Linked DNA regions of Homo sapiens: region 1 is linked to region 2. A link is an interaction called in ENCODE POLR2A ChIA-PET data of the cell type or tissue named here. Cell type or tissue: MCF 10A. All regions are shown on one strand.

The links. Peaks named below come from ENCODE experiments on the same cell type or tissue, not always from the same donor. Only the 100,000 strongest peaks of a DNase experiment are listed, where the experiment ranks them.
Region 1: POLR2A ChIA-PET joins it to region 2 with 13 read pairs; 3 of 35 experiments call an interaction of 5 or more read pairs at or near these places.

Annotation. Positions count from the first base shown.
Region 1 is chr4:118,392,699-118,400,698 of GRCh38, reverse strand. It overlaps the pseudogene NDUFS5P5. Among named protein-coding and RNA genes, the nearest start is that of PRSS12, 44 kb to the right of the region's middle. RefSeq lists enhancers at 2,125-2,174, 2,260-3,459. In MCF 10A, no CTCF peak of the experiment used is centred here; a DNase peak (open chromatin) is centred at 3,228.
Region 2 is chr4:118,282,768-118,290,767 of GRCh38, reverse strand. PRSS12 (serine protease 12) reads left to right here. Exons shown (of 13, transcript NM_003619.4): 12 at 7,657-7,937. LOC124900766 (a long non-coding RNA gene) reads left to right here. Exons shown (of 2, transcript XR_007058245.1): 1 at 1-1,068; 2 at 2,010-2,815. Among named protein-coding and RNA genes, the nearest start is that of SNORA24, 7.6 kb to the right of the region's middle. In MCF 10A, no CTCF peak of the experiment used is centred here; DNase peaks (open chromatin) are centred at 3,887 and 7,817.

The sequences.
Region 1 (8,000 bases), 110 kb before region 2:
GAATCGGTAGTATCTGGGCAGAGAAAGAGTGCAAGATAGAATATGATGATTTCACAGAGAGTATACTTAGGCAGAAAACGATGAGACATGTGAGTACTATGAGGAAGCAGCAGGATAAGCTGATAAAGGAAAGGAAGTGCACCCCTCCACCTCACCATGTGGGCAAGGGGGAGCCTCAGCCCTGAGCAGAGCAGCTGCTGATGTCTAGGGGCTGATTTCATGTTCTCTGTTCTCCACTGGAAAGGTTGTTTACAGAAAACCTCCTTGTCAAAGTGTGTGAAAATAAAGGATTGCTCCATCCTAAAAAAAAAAAGAAAAAAAAAACACTAAACTGAATGATGCACAAATATGTAAATGATTTTCCATTGTGGTAGAATTATGAATTATTTAAATTGTTAATGTTGTTCTGCATTTATTAACTTTTCTGCAATAATTAGGTTTTGCTTTATAATTATGTTAATTTTTCAGAATTTTAAAACAATCTGCATAGACTGGGGAAGTTACAAACAGAAAAGAAATACATGAAATGACTCATATGAAATTAACATATATAGCTACTCTTCAACATGTGCTGTGTCCACTCAGGGTTAAATGGATTAAGGGCGGTGCAAGATGTGCTTTGTTAAACAGATGCTTGAAGACAGCACGCCCCTTAAGAGTCATCACCACTCCCTAATCTCAAGTACCCAGGGACAAACAAACAGGGCAGAAGGCCGCAGGGACCTCTGCCTAGGAAAACTAGAGACTTTTGTTCTCGTGTTTATCTGCTGACCTTCTCTCCACTATTATCCTATGACCCTGCCAAATCCCCCTCTCAGAGAAACACCCAAGAATGATCAATAAATACAAAAAAAAAAAAAAAAAGAAATTGATATAAATGATAAAGGCTTAATACATAAATTAGATAATAATTTATAAAATTAGAAAATTTAAAAAAGAAGGATAAATTTCACACATAATACCACTACTCCCAACACAATCCCTTTAAGATGTTTGGTATAGTCTTTCCTATTCCAACATAAATGAGATAATAGACATATTAAAAACACTGTAACTGTGGATCATTCTAAAATATAGTAAAATTATCAAGTCATCCCACTACCACATTTAGCACAGGCTGCTAGTAGTATCCTTATTTCTTCTCTGAAGTTCTAGTACAGGTAAATAGAGGGGGCATTAAAATGAAAAAAATTAGACTGGAGTAAATAAGAATTTTTTTTCTGGGCCAGGCACAGTGGCTCATACCTGATCCCAGCACTTTGAGAGGCCGAGGCAGGAGGATCACTTGAGCCCAGGAGTTTGAGAACAGCCTGGGCAACATGGCAAGCCTCTATTTCTACAAAAAAAAAAACAAAACAAAACAAAACAAAAAACAAAAAAAACACAAAAATCAGCTTGGCGTGGTGGTGCGCGCCTGTAATCCCAGCTACTCAGGAGGCTGAGGTGGGAGGATCGCTTGAACTTGGAAGGGTGAGGCTGTAGTGAGCTGTGATTCTGCCACTGCACTCCCGCCTGGGTGATAAAACAAAATCCTGTTTCAAAAAAATAATAAAAATTACTTTTTCTGACAAAGAAATCGTTGAAAGATGGCTTAAAACATGTTCAGAGGACAGGGAAACTCAGCAAACACTGTGCTTCCCAGTGCTTTTGTCTCTGTGTACCAGGTTGAGTTTTAAAGTGATCAGGAAATAACTAGGGCTTCTTATTCAAGAGTGAAAATGAGACTCTTCCCACAGGCTAGAGTCTCTAAAAGTTACCACCCGCAAGTCCCAAGCCACTCTTAACCAGTCAAGAAATACATCCCACTGGCTGATGAGAGTTGGAATTACTTCTTTTGCTAATTGACCTAGTACTTGGCATGCTATTGTAGGGGAGAAAATAGAATTTCTTTTCTTTTTCTTAGGTTCTTCGTTGAGACACTCTCCTGAAGTCAGATTAACAAAAGAAAAATAAGCAGAAGTTTACTAACACTTGTACCCATTACGTGGAAGAGGCCTCAGGGCAAACATTTATCTTTCAAGGTAGTGTTTTAAGGGCCTGCTGAAATGGTATTTTAACAATGGCCCATAAATCCTATGTAGTGACAAGACAAAGAAATGTTAAAAGAAAAACCTTAGCCAAATTAAATTTGGCAGAGTTTAATTGATCAAAGAACAATTCGCAAATCAGGCAGCCTGAGCCAGGGAGACTCCAGTGCAACCATGTGGTGGAAGAAGATTTACAGACAGAAAAGGAAAGTGACATACAGAAAACAGAAGTGCAATAGGAAACAGCTGGGTTGGTTACAGCTTGGCATTTACCTTATTGAACAAGGTTTCAACAGTTGGCCCCCTTGGCCAAAACTCAGTAACTGCACAAGCATAGGCTTTAGTCTGTGTACACCTCCATTTAAGTTATAGTTCGCTATGTACAGAGAAACCTTTAGGCTGAACTTAAAATATGTAGGGAGGCAGCTTCAGGCTAAACATGATGTAATAGAAAAGAGTATGTTCAGGTTTCCAAAAGGCAAAAAAATGTAGGAAGGTAAATTTATGGGAAAAGGAAAGTCTCCTCCTAAATCCTCTGGCACCAGTATCTCTGAGTTCTGTTTCTGAGCTGATAAAGGACCCCATCTTCAGGTGCGAAAGGCAGAGGGGAGGGGCACAGTGTACTCCTGCCTTTCAACCTTAATTTTAGCTCAACAATCCCCAGTGTTTTAGAGAGGAATATTCTGGTTTCCTTCATCACAGATATGTGCCCAGAACATGTAAAATTGGTTTTCTGCCTCTATTTCCCTGTCTAGCACTCCTTTTCCTCACTAGAACAACTGGAGTTCTATCCAAAACCTCAACCTGTAACAGATGGGCTGCATCACTGATATTGTGCCAGCTCCAACCCTAGAATACAGACTCACATCTGCCCAGAACAGCTGAAGCCTTGCCAGAGAAGGCATGATTTTCCAGAAGCACAAAGCCTTTCTTCGGTATGGCTATACATTTTTTTCTGCATGATAAAAGCCATAATTACATGACACAACATTAAAAAATGTAGAAAATAAGGACAAATTTCACACATAATACCACTACACCTAACACAATTCCTTTAAGAAGTTTGGTATAATTATTCTTATAAAGTTGTTAATGTACAGTCATTTTTATAAACATGTAGAGCAAAGTTCCTAGTTTCAGAATAAACTAGGCTCACACTAGAACTCAGACATGTCTGGGCATATCTCAAGGTCTTGCTGAGGCCTGCCAGGGGAGAGAATTGTGAGGTGGAGTGGGGCTCCCAGCTGGGATTCATGCCAGCCACACAGACCCACATATAAGTTCTGGGGAGAGAGGACAGTGAATGGATATGAAAAACTCTTCCCACCAACGAACCAGCAAATGAAAACCTAATTTCATTACTGTTTGAAATCCAGATATCAGAGTTTATCAATAAAGTGATGGAAGAGTGATTTCTACAACTTCAGCAGGAATACAGTCGGACTTCTCCTTTAAGGGCTTAGGGATAGCTTCCTCAGGGCACTAACCCAGAGGAGAAGAAGAGGGCAAGATATAATCAGTGAGATGTCTGAGGTCACGAGAACAAATGAGAAGTCCTCTGGAAATGTGAGGAAATGTCGGAGGCTTTTAAACAGGTTGAGGACAGAGGAATGTTACTGTGAACCTATCATTCCACCTCTAGCCTGGAATGGCTTTATGGAATTCAGGTTCCTTTTGGAGCCTCAAGGAGCAACGTTATATCCTGGTGCATTGTCTGTGTGCTCCAAAGATTGCTTCCTTCCCTAGAATTACAGCTAATTGACATGTTAAAGACAATGGTGGGGACATGGTTAGACTACACTGCAAGCTCCTGGAAGACTGGGACTGTGCTTACCTCATTCTCTATTCCCAACACTTAGCACAGTGCTAGCACGTAAGAGATACTCAGTAAACACATGCTAAATAAATGCCAGATAAATACAGAATGAAGCCCAGTACACCTGATTACAGACGGAACCTTTGGAGGTCACCGATGATTTGGGGAAATCAGTGAACTCTGTGACAAGACTAAAACTGAAGACATCCTGCAGACTGCTCTAAGGTCTTCAGAGGGTAGAAACTGATCAAAAGCCTGAAAACCATTCAAAGCCTTATTGCAGACAATCTGTACAACTGTGATGGAAGGCTATGGGCAGGGGGTGGTAGTTTTAGAATGGTAAAGAGTGATTAGCTCTGAGAACATTAAAAGAAGGAGGCTTTTTGGAACAAGAGTTAGGAACCTAAGAACCAGAAACAGGTCAGAAATTGGGCATGCACAACTGAGGTCATATGAGCCAGAGAAGTAAATTCAAATGCAAAATTTTAGTGGCTTAACATAATAAAAACACTTGCTATTAGGGAGTGCAAATGCATATCACTGTCTCAAGGGTAATTTGGTGACATAGTTATAACCAACTATGTGCCAGACTTTAAATGTATTATCTCATTTGGTTTTCTCAATAATCCTAGTTAAGTATTAATATTAACTCTATCATATAGATAGGGAACTCAGATGAATTAACTAATCCAAGGATGTACAGCTAGTGAAGCTCTGAGTACAGGCAGCTTAGCTTTGGAGGTCAAGATTTGAACCAGGCTCTGATCTCTTTCGATGTAGTAAGAGGTGAGGGCTTTCTGAATGATACTTCTGTTGCTAGGAATTTCTTCTAAGGATAAATAGTCAAACATGTTACTAAAAATATTTTGATTGTAACTTGGATTATAATGGTGAAAAAGTGTAAGCATCCAAAGTGAGGCAGCAAGTCCTAGGTGTAAAGACACCAAGGGTTTTAGAGTAAGTTCTGGGTTAGATCCTGTCTCTGTCACCTACCATGGAACCTTAGACAAGTCACTGACCCACTCTAAGCCTCTTCCATAAAATCAGAATAGTAATATGCCTACCTCACAGGAATTTAAAATAGGAAAATACTGTTTTCTGGAAGCCTCAAGTAAAGATGTGACTGCATGAAGACAATAGCTCTTTGAAAATCTCCAAATTTGGTAACTTAATTATACAAATAAAGAAATGTTTTGCCACTGATACAATCAGCTTAATCTTTAGTGCATTAAAGTTAGGGAAACCCCGAGGGAAATTGTAAAAAGTGAAAATTCTAAAATAATCCACAGCAGCTCCGATGAGACAGTGAGTCTCCAGCCTGCCTCTTTCAAACCTCTGTCTGTGTTTTCCATAGATCAACATTCAATGGTGGTGGAGGAGGTTCTCCTGCTTGCATTTGCTGGGACCAGGCCCTTTATTGTTCCACTTTAGTTCAAAGATGCAAGGTCACTAAGCACGCTTCTTTTTTGTATCAGTTTTAGAAATTATTTTATCTTGTTCTACATCACTTTAACATTCATGTAATTGTTGAAATTTTACCACCCAAGGCATAAAAGGAAATATCAAATAACCTTGAAGCAGGAATTTTTTAGATGCATGAGTGGCTTTGAATCCCAGCTCTCTTACAGTGGTCCACAAAGGGAAACATTTAGTCCTTTATGTACTTCTGGAACAGAATGAAGGAGGGTGCCTTAAAACTTTTATCTTTACTGTAACAATTTCTTACTATTGTATTGCCTTTCTTTTCAATTTAAAAGGATAATAAGAGAAATAGTTACAGGGAAAGTAGGTTTCAGTTTCAATATTTTGAACAAAACAATCTATTGAGTCTTTGACATTTTTTAGAAAACTCACCCGCAGGGAAAAAAAGTTTGCTGCTGCTTTTTTTTTTTTTTTTTTTTTTTTTAAATAGAGACAGGGTCTTACTCTGTTGTCTAAAGCGGAGTGCAGTGGCACAGTCACACAGTCACACAGTCACACAGTTACAGGTCTCACTGTGATTTCAAACTCCTGAGCTGAAGCTATTCTCCTGCCTTGACCTCCCAAAACACTGGGATTACAGGAGGGAGCTGCCTGGCCTGCTGCTTCTTAAGTCTCATTTTAAAAAACTTTAAAAACAAGGACATTCATGAGAATTATCTGATGATTCCTGCAATATAGTGAGATTCATTTAAGGTCAGAGCACCAGTAAAAAAAAATTTGCTGCCTGGAGGAAACACAGACCCTAGATTAGATGGTCCTGATGATCTATTACACTGGCAATAAATAGCATGTCAGAATAGGCGCTATGTTCTGGAATATACTACTCATTTTTTGAATTTTTAAAACAATATTTTAAGCAAGGATTCTGCTTCCATAATCTTTGGATTCTGATAATCCAAAAAAAGGATTTAAACCCCTTTTTTGATCCCAATCCAGATTTTACTCATGGCCAGAGCCACCTGGTTTCTGGCTGAGGATAGCTGGTGGAAGATGAGAGGGGCACACGTTGCACAAAGGAGTGTGCTGACTATGCTTGAACACACAGAAGACAGAGAGAGAAAAGTGCTCGGTATGCAATATGTAGAATGATTTTGCACATCTAATTTTTGCTATTCAGGAGTACTACTTAGAAGAAAAATACTACCGTTAATCAGCATCCAGTCAGAAAAATAGAGCCCTCACAAGGTAGTTCAATAGAGGTAATTTAGTATAGAGACCTGTTACAAAGGTCCTGAAATCTGGGGCCAGCATGATTGTCTGTCAACAGAATCTTTACCCCCAGGCTGTTTCTTTCATTTAAAAAAGAATGAGGTAAATAAAAATTTTCTTTTCAGTTGCTTTCTTCTTAGAAATTTTATTCTTCGTATAGATTCATTAAAATGTAGTTTATACATTTATATATAGTTTTAGTATAGTTACTGTAAATCCTTTTCTTACTTTTCCTATGCAACTCATACTCAGAAAAGTATGGGTTGCATTTATTACTATTACTCAGAAAAGTGTGTTTAAAATTGTAAAATCAATAATGTTCATTTTAGAAATCTAAAAAATATAGAGAAAAAGCTTTAAACTACCAGTTATTTTATCACCTAGAAATAACACTTGAAATTTTTTCGTTTAAAAGCTTCTAGAAAAATCTGTATGGAATCAGATATGCTTGTCACCAGCTTTTTTTCCTTTTCTTTTGCAGTAAACATACTTTGTTTTCTTCCTTCTTCATTACGTATTCGTCAGAAGCATTCTCTTTAGTGGCTTTTTCAATATATTCTAAGTCTAAATTTTTTTCTTATTTTCCTACCAGTGGACGTTAAGTTTCTTTTCAACTCTTCATTATTTCAAATTGTGCTTCAATATTGCATTGCAATATTGCATTGAAGCAGGATTTGAGTAACACCTACGCTGGAGTGCGGTGGCACAGTCACAGCTGACTGTAGCCTCGACCTCCCAGGCTCAAGCAACCTCACAGCTCACTGTAGCCTCAACCTCCCACCTCAGACTCCTGAGTAGCTGGAACTACAGGAGCACACCACCATACCTAGCTAAATTTTTGTGTTTTTTGTAGAGACGGGGTTTTTGCCATGTTGGCAAGACTGCTCTTGAACTCCTAGGCTCAAACGATTCACCCAGCTCAGCCTCCCAAAGCACTGGTGTGTCCAGAATTTATTCCTTCTTGTGGGTTCTTGGTCTCACTGACTTCAAGAACGAAGCCGCGGACCCTCGCGGTGAGTGTTACAGCTCTTAAAGATGGTGGGTCCGGAGTTTGTTCCTTTAGATGTTCAGATGTGTCCAGAGTTTCCTCCTTCTGGTGGGTTCGTGGTGTCGCTGACTTGAGGAGTGAAGCTGCAGACCTTCTCAGTGAGTGTTACAGCTCATAAAGGTAGTGCGGACCCAAAGAGTGAGCAGCAGCAAGATTTATTGTGAAGAGCAAAAGGACAAAGCTTCCACAGCATGGAAGAGGACAGGAGCAGGTTGCAGCTGCTGGCTAGGGTGGTCCGCTTTTATTCCTTATTTGGCCCCACCCCCATCCTGCTGATGGGTCCATTTTACAGAGCGCTGATGGGTCCATTTTACAGAGTGCTGATTGGTCCATTTTACAGAGTGCTGATTGGTGCGTTTACAATCCTTTAGCTAGACACAGAGTGCTGATTGGTGCGTTTTTACAGAGTGCTGATTGG
Region 2 (8,000 bases):
CCACCAAGACCAGGTTTACAATTCTAGCTCTTCCAATTGTTAATTGTTTAACTTTGCAGAAATTATTTAACCTCTTGGAGTCTCAGGTTACGTCATTTTACATCTGTAAAATGAAGATAATAATGTTCCACAGTGAGAAACAAATGATCTGCAAAGTATGTCAAAGTATTTTATAACCTCTAAAATTCAAAACAAATATTGGTTATTTTTATGTTGGAGTTTAAAGGCAAGAATTGAAGACTATATTAGTGAAAGTAGGGAACTGAGGATTATTTTATTTCACTTACTAATGGAGAAGAATAAGGTATAAAATTGCAAAGAACTTGAAGAAGCCTATTTTGGGGCTTTGAATTTAAGCAAAATAATCTGTTATCTTCCTGTTATTCAAGATTTCTTGTCTTTCAAATTTCAGCCAAAAGTTACAGTCATAGGAGTTCAAGGCTTAAAGTATTAAAGTAGGAAGATTGCTCAAAAGTTGCACTTGAGGTTAAACACTTTAACTTTTGGGTTCCCTGGATGGGCTCTTTTTTTTGTTGTTGTTATTTTTGGATTTATTTGTTTACATGTCATTATTTCTCCTTTGGCCTGCTCTGTCTTGATTATTGCTTAAAGTCAGTAATCGTCTCATTTCTCATTTGTGTTTATACACCAAGTGTCTACTGTATGACTTGGCACATAGTAGATACTCTGAATGATTGTTACATGATGAAAGTGGTGGCTCAGTTGCCAGATAGTGAATTATTTAAGAATGTTGGGCTTTTTAGAGGATGATGATATTTTCAAACTGAGATCAACAGATAATTCCTTCCATATGTCCTTTGGAATTTCTTCTCATTATTTGCACAGTTTAAGATAAAAATAGTTGATTAAAGAGCAGAGGAGCAGATTATGATATGCAGCATTTTGATATGCTTTGGCTATAATACAAGATTCTTTTAATGTGAGTAGGGAAAAAACTGCTTTGCAAATGTGTTATATATCCTTCTGACTTGGCTTTTACCTTTGCCGGATTTCATAGACTTCCTGTTTGAAGCGCCTAAGGAGGCTACAGCTCACATCTTTATTGATGTAAGTTTATTAAAAGGCATACAGCTAGTTACTAGTGATTAGAACAAGCTCCAAATTTTGTTTTCCTAGATTTAGGGACTTTTGCTTAAAACAAATCCTCCTTTCATCATCAGAAACACTGAAATTTGCAAAATAGAGACTGTAATCTAGAAGCAATGTAGTAGGGCTCTGAGAGGTTCCTGTCCTTTTAGATGCCAGGTGAAAGATACCTTAGTTTAATATAAGGCCTATAGGTAGGGGAACGGGATTTCATATTTTGAAATTAGCTTCCCCTCACCCCCTTTTGACATTTCCACTGCTTTATCAACTACTGGGCTTCTGTATACCTAAAGATTTCTTGTTCATCAGAGCTTCCTTGGTACCTAATTCTTGCAGTGATGTAGGCCAATGTTCTTGACCAGCCATTTCTGGACAATAAGGCATAGATCGTTATTACCATTTGTGTTATTTAATTATACAGGATTAGAACTTTTTATGTTTATTTGTTTGCCTTCATAGCATAGTCACTCTTTTATATAATCTTTGTATCAGAATAATCTAGGAATGGTGGCCTGATGAGGATGAGATCAAAATGCCATAATTCCACTCTGCCATATTAATGCCATAATGCCGCTAGCCTCAGTTACACTCATTTCATGTGGAGTAGTCTCTTTAAGGGTGCTTTATGTGAAGGCTGGCAAAGTTTTCGTAACTCAACTCTTATTCCCTCATAGCTTTCACACATTTCCATGCCAATGTAACAAGCGCACCTGAAGTAGTTGGTAAATCACTATTTAAAGGCTATCTCATTTTTCACATTTTTCTTAATGTTAATGCAATACACATGGAATGCAGTAGCCTGTTGGCAATTTGAATTGGAAACTTTGTTAAATTAAGTTCTTTTGTAACTGGCTTGTGAATCTTACATAATATAAATTGCTAATTTTTGCTTTCTATTCTAGATTGTAACTACAAGTACCATGAAATTGCCTTGCGTGTCTATTGTGGTGCAGCAATATAACTGAGACAAAAATTCCTGAATATTAATTTCTTTTAATTGCTTATTCTGATAACAAACCTGATTTTGCAGGAATAAATGTACCTGAAACAAGGGCTTTCTTATTTCTGTAATTTTACTCCAAAGTGGACTTGTTCAAGAATATAACTTTACCTGACTTTATCTCATTGACTTTTTGCCCTAGAAATGCAATAGTAGCTGGAAATTGTTAGAAATGACTAGATATTTCTAATTAGAGAGATGGCCACAGAGGTAATGGGACTTACTTTTTAAGAACACAGTGTGTCAGATGCCTAATATATGTTTCATCATGACATAGTATATGGTAGAGCAGAGCTCTTAGGAACATAGCCTTTGGTAATACACATATCACCAATCATGCTAAAACTATTTCTGTAGTACACATAGTATTTGTGTATGTGTAAGGGCTAACGCAAGATTCTACTGAGGTTTACTTCTCTGTAAGCAATTGGAACCATTTACATAAACAACTTCAGTCAACTACTTTTTGAGTTTCATCCAGAGAGGAAAAACAGATTTTAGTAGTAGCAGATGTGCATGGCCTGATGTAAAATACTGTTTTCCTGTAGAGACGAATCCATGTAGAGAAGAAACACAAAGAATATGACCCTGCAACCTGAATTAATTCTACTTTTAATTCTAGTAATTTGTTGTTGTTGTTGTTTACTTTAGCCTCAGAGTCTCAGAGAAACTTGGACATTGGATTTTAATAAACTACTGTGTCTCAGATCCTCTCTTGCTCAAACTTGTCTGGGAATTTCATCCAATTTTTATTTGAGGGGGAGTTGAAGGCATTTCAGCAAAGCAAACAACTGAATGATGTGTCAGCCAAAACCTGAAATGTTTGTTTTAGAAGCATTTTTGGATAAAATAAAGTCTATCAAAATAACAAAAGTTCAACTAGAAAGACCTTAAAATACATTGCAAAAGAGGATTGCTTTATATGTTGTCTTGAGAAGCCTAGAACCATAATAGATACTTCTGAAGTCCACACACATATTGAGTACTTCAGCCAAAGTGTTATCCCTAAAGCATATAATCATACCCACTAGGAGAGGTGACACTAGAAGACAAAAATTTGGTTGGAAAACTATTCCAATCTTGTGTCAGATGCTCTTCAAATTCTAAGCACAAAATATATTCTAAGAATAATTGGAGTTAAAGGAGTGTGAGACTCCATGCTTAGGTTTAGCTGGTACATTTCCCTAAATTAGGACAACTTTAAAAGTATAGGTACTTGGCCGGGTGCAGTACCTATAATCTCAGCACTTCAGGAGGCCAAGGCAGGCAGATCGCTTGAGCCCAGGAGTTTGAGGCCAACCAAGGCAACATAGTGAGACCCTATCTCTACAAAAAATAATTTTTGAAAATTAGTGAGCATGGTGGCATGCACTTGTGGTCCCGGCTGCTTGAGTGGCTAAGGCAGGAGGATGGCTTGAGCCTAGGAGATCAAGGCTCGCAGTAAGCCGTGATCGCACCACTGCGCTCCAGCCTGGGCAACAGAGTGAACCCTTGTCTCAAAAAAGAAAAAAAAGATGTGTGTGTGTGTGTATTCCATATATACATATGAACTAACAACTTCATTTTGACAAGAATGGTACTGTTCGCCTTTTTGTTAGGTAAATATTTTTATTCTCAGTTTAATATAAACTGCTGATTGGTGAGCATACAAATTCTGGGGTTTACCTGCCAAAATCTACTTGATCCAGGAACACAGTGTATGTATGGAACATGTATGCTTTTTGCATTTTGGTTTCTATTAGTAATCTCTTAGGATGCTTACTTCATCCAGTGAAGTTCTGGGCATGTACGGGCAGGAGTTATGCCCACACTTTTGAGTCTTTGGTTCAGTGGTTCCCAAGTCTGACGGTGGATCTGAACCCCATGGATTTTCATGGGGTTTTTATAGGAAATAGAAACATTTTTTGATAGTTTTGTTATAATATGGTAATTGATAAGATCTCTTTTTAATTTCAGTAAGTTAGGGATGAGAGTGTATGTATGTGGACATGAATGTCTTTCAAAATAACTCATTCATTATACATTTATTAAGCGCTTTCTCTGTGCCAAGCACTTTGCTGGGTGCTAAGGATACAATAGTGATCATGACATGGTCCTTGCCCTTGAAAAGCCTTTAATTAAGTCCTAGAAACTGTTACATATGCATTGAGAGTGTTCAAAAGGATTGGCTAGCTTTCAGGAGAGCAGAAGATTAGGAGGAGCCTCCTAGGAGATCTTTGACTTGATCAGGACAAAATCAGGTTTTGCCATATTAGGATAGAGGGGATGAGAGAAACAACATTGCACATAGTTTGGATAATGACGTGGGTTTGTAAGACAACTCTTCAAACGGTGTAAATGACAGGAGCACAGGGGCCAGGCTGGTATCAGAGAGGGGAACAAGGACCAGTTCTTAGATGGATTTGTGTATCATTTAAGGAATTTGAATTTCACATAGATTGGGGATCCCTTGAAGGGTACTCAGAAGGAGTTATATTATCAGGCAGAAACATCACTCTGGCGGCAGCATGAGGGATGGGTTGAAAAATTTAAAACTTGAAGCGGCAAGTCCATTCAGGCGACTACTGCAATAGTCTTGGCATGAAATGACACATTAAGGCAAGATTGCCCAGGGCTTTAACATTGATATTATTTTAAAAATAAATTGCCTGTGCTAGTAATGTCCTGTTTCTTTGCTTACTGGTTGAAGACTCAATTTTTATAGATAATGCGGAATAGATTTATACAGCCAGTTTAGCTGCAAAGATTAATTTAGCCAAGCGTCACAGCTGTTTCTTACAGAATGGAAAATACTGTTGCAATAAGACTTAAAACAGAGTGAAATCTTGTCTCAAAAAAAGAAAAAAAAAGATAAAAACCCAAACAGGTCAAAGTACTTTAAATAATATATTTAACATAGTGTATCTAAAATATTATCATTGCAAAATGTAACTAATAGAAAAGTTGAGATATTTAATATTCTTATTATCTATAGGGACAATATTTTAGTTTTTTTTTCATACTAAGTATTCAAAATTCTGTGTATTTTGTACTTTCAGCACATCTCAATTCAGACTAACCATATTCCAAGTGCTGCAGTAACCACAGTTAGCTAGTGGCTACTATATCGGGCACTACAGCTCTAGATAATTTCTTAAATTCTATTAAAAAGATAAATGCAACATTTCAGCAGTACTTTCAAGGATGTATTTACAATAATTCTTGTGGGAAAAGTGTTAAATCATTTGGGGTTTTACTTTAAATATGTGAATGTACTGTTAATAAAATTTAATGAATATACTAGCGATATTACTAGCACACAGAAAGTAGAAGTGAAAATAAGTACTTGATTACTCTCCATGCCTATTACTTTTTAGTTCAGTATGTGAAATAATCCTAAATTTTACTTAAATTTTCAAGGAAGCTATAAGAGCATATACTTTAGGCACAATATATTAAAAAGCCTCTGAACTTTAAAGATATGTGATGATTTAAGATTGAGTCTCAAGAAATCACAGATTAACTATTAATATTAAAGATCAACAGTAGGTGGCTATATAAGCCAAATCATCTTTATTGCACTGTTTAGTTTTTGAGCGCTGACAGTTAATCATATATACGAGATGGTCAGAGCCCTACTTAAGGATTAGAATATTCAGGCATCTCATAACCTCCAGTAATTTTATAGAAGTGGGAAGTTTTATTTTAAATAGACACTAGAAAATGCCAAGCTTTTGAATACCAACTCAGTTCTAAGTTCACATTCAAGTACAGGTCTTGTAAACAATAAAAGACCCAAGTTTTGGTTAAAAAAAATTTAAGGTGAAAGTTGTTACATGCGTGCTTCCCCACTTTAACAGTTAGATGCCGGCACAAAATAGGTAGAGCTGATGAAACCAGGGCTGGAGTTTTGGCAGGTAAAAGACAAGCAGGGTAGTTTTTCGAGTGATTGTTGTAATGGGCAGACGGTAGAACCCAAGCCAGATAATAAGGGAAGTCATAAAAGACTAAAATGAAAAAATAGTAGGGCCAAAGGATAGAAGTCCAATGGGTTTGAAGGATTTTAGAGCTGTAAAAACAGAAGGCAGAAATAACGGTATGTGTGAAATCAAGATTTCAGAGGTGTGTGGTTACCTGGTGAATACAAGGTCTAGGTTTTACATTGTAAGTGTGTGGCTGAGATGAGGTGGAGAATACACTCATTGCAGATGAGTAAGTCAGGGAACTACAAAGGAAAAGTTATTGGAAATTAAGTCTTAAGAATGTTATAAGTAGTGGAATGCAATGAGCATGGAGCTCTAGTCTTCTGTGAAAAAGAGGAAGTAACTAGGAGATGGGTTGTGTCATGCATTCTAGGTCAGAGGTTCTCAACTGGGGGCAGTTTGCCTAACAGGGAACACGTGACTATGTCTGGAGACATTTTTGGTAATCGCAACTGGGGATGGAGGGTTTGTGTACCATGTACCAGTGGCGTCTAGTGAATAGGGGCCAGGGATGCTTCTAAACACACTATAATGCACAGGACAGCCCTCACAACAGATAATTACCTGGTCCAAAATGTTAATAGGTTCTGAGATTGAGAAACCCTGCTTTAGGTGGGTTTGGTATCAGAATCATCATACTTTAGTATGATGGCTGAAAAATGGGCTGAGAACTATCCATCTGGTAAATATTGCTTCTATTTTAATGGACTATAGAAAGTATACATTAATAATAAGCATTCACTAACTTAATCAATTTTTTGCATTCCTAATTAATGGCACAACACTATTTTAGGTGTTTTAGATTAATCAGTGAACACAACAAAGATATCTCTGACCTGGAATAGCTTTGACTCAAGCAGGGAGGAGGATAAATGCAATAAATTGTAAATTAGATAGTTTTGTTACAAAGTGATGCTTAAAAACGAGGAAAAGTAGAGATGAATGATATTGGGAGTGTTTGATGATGGGAGGAAAAAGAAAGATGGGTTGCAATTTTAAATACGAGGGTGTCAAAGTAGGCTTCATTGAGGTGACATCTGAATAAAGATTTAAAAGAGGGGAAAGGATAGAAGGAATATATGTTTATCTGAAAGTATAGTTTGGGTTTGCATTCACTTTAGAGGAAAGGGAAGTAGTTTAAGTCCACCTTGCAAGAGTGAAGTCGATTGTACTAAGTACTTTGAGGGACACAAAGTTAGTTTCTGCCCTCACAGAGCTTCATGACAAACTAACAATTCTTGGAAATAACAGGGCAACAACACAGGACAATAATTTTGACCTATTCCTGTTTTGATCGCTTTTCATTTGGGAAATGACAGATTAATGATTAGTCTTTATTTTCCACTCATCCTCCACATTTGCTCCTTCTTGGAGAACAGATTACATAATGAAATGAAGATGAGGTTATGACAATGGGTTTGCAGTAGAGGATCAGGAATGGTGGGTCAGATAAATGGAAAGAAAGGTTGAATTTACAAAAGGGGCTGATGATTTGGAAGAAAGGCTTGTATCTTCATTAGTCTTCCTTCTTGACAATAATTTTCAGTATCTGAAGCAAGTCTCTCATTAGTACTCTCTGCCTCTCAGGTATGGCAACAGCACTAGGAGCTATGCTGTTAGGGTTGGAGATTATCATACTCTGGTACCAGAGGAGTTTGAGGAAGAAATTGGAGTTCAACAGATTGTGATTCATCGGGAGTATCGACCCGACCGCAGTGATTATGACATAGCCCTGGTTAGATTACAAGGACCAGAAGAGCAATGTGCCAGATTCAGCAGCCATGTTTTGCCAGCCTGTTTACCACTCTGGAGAGAGAGGCCACAGAAAACAGCATCCAACTGTTACATAACAGGATGGGGTGACACAGGTAAGGCATAATCAAAAAAAGCAGGGCACCTTTTTGTGTCTGGTATTATCCATATATTTGGGT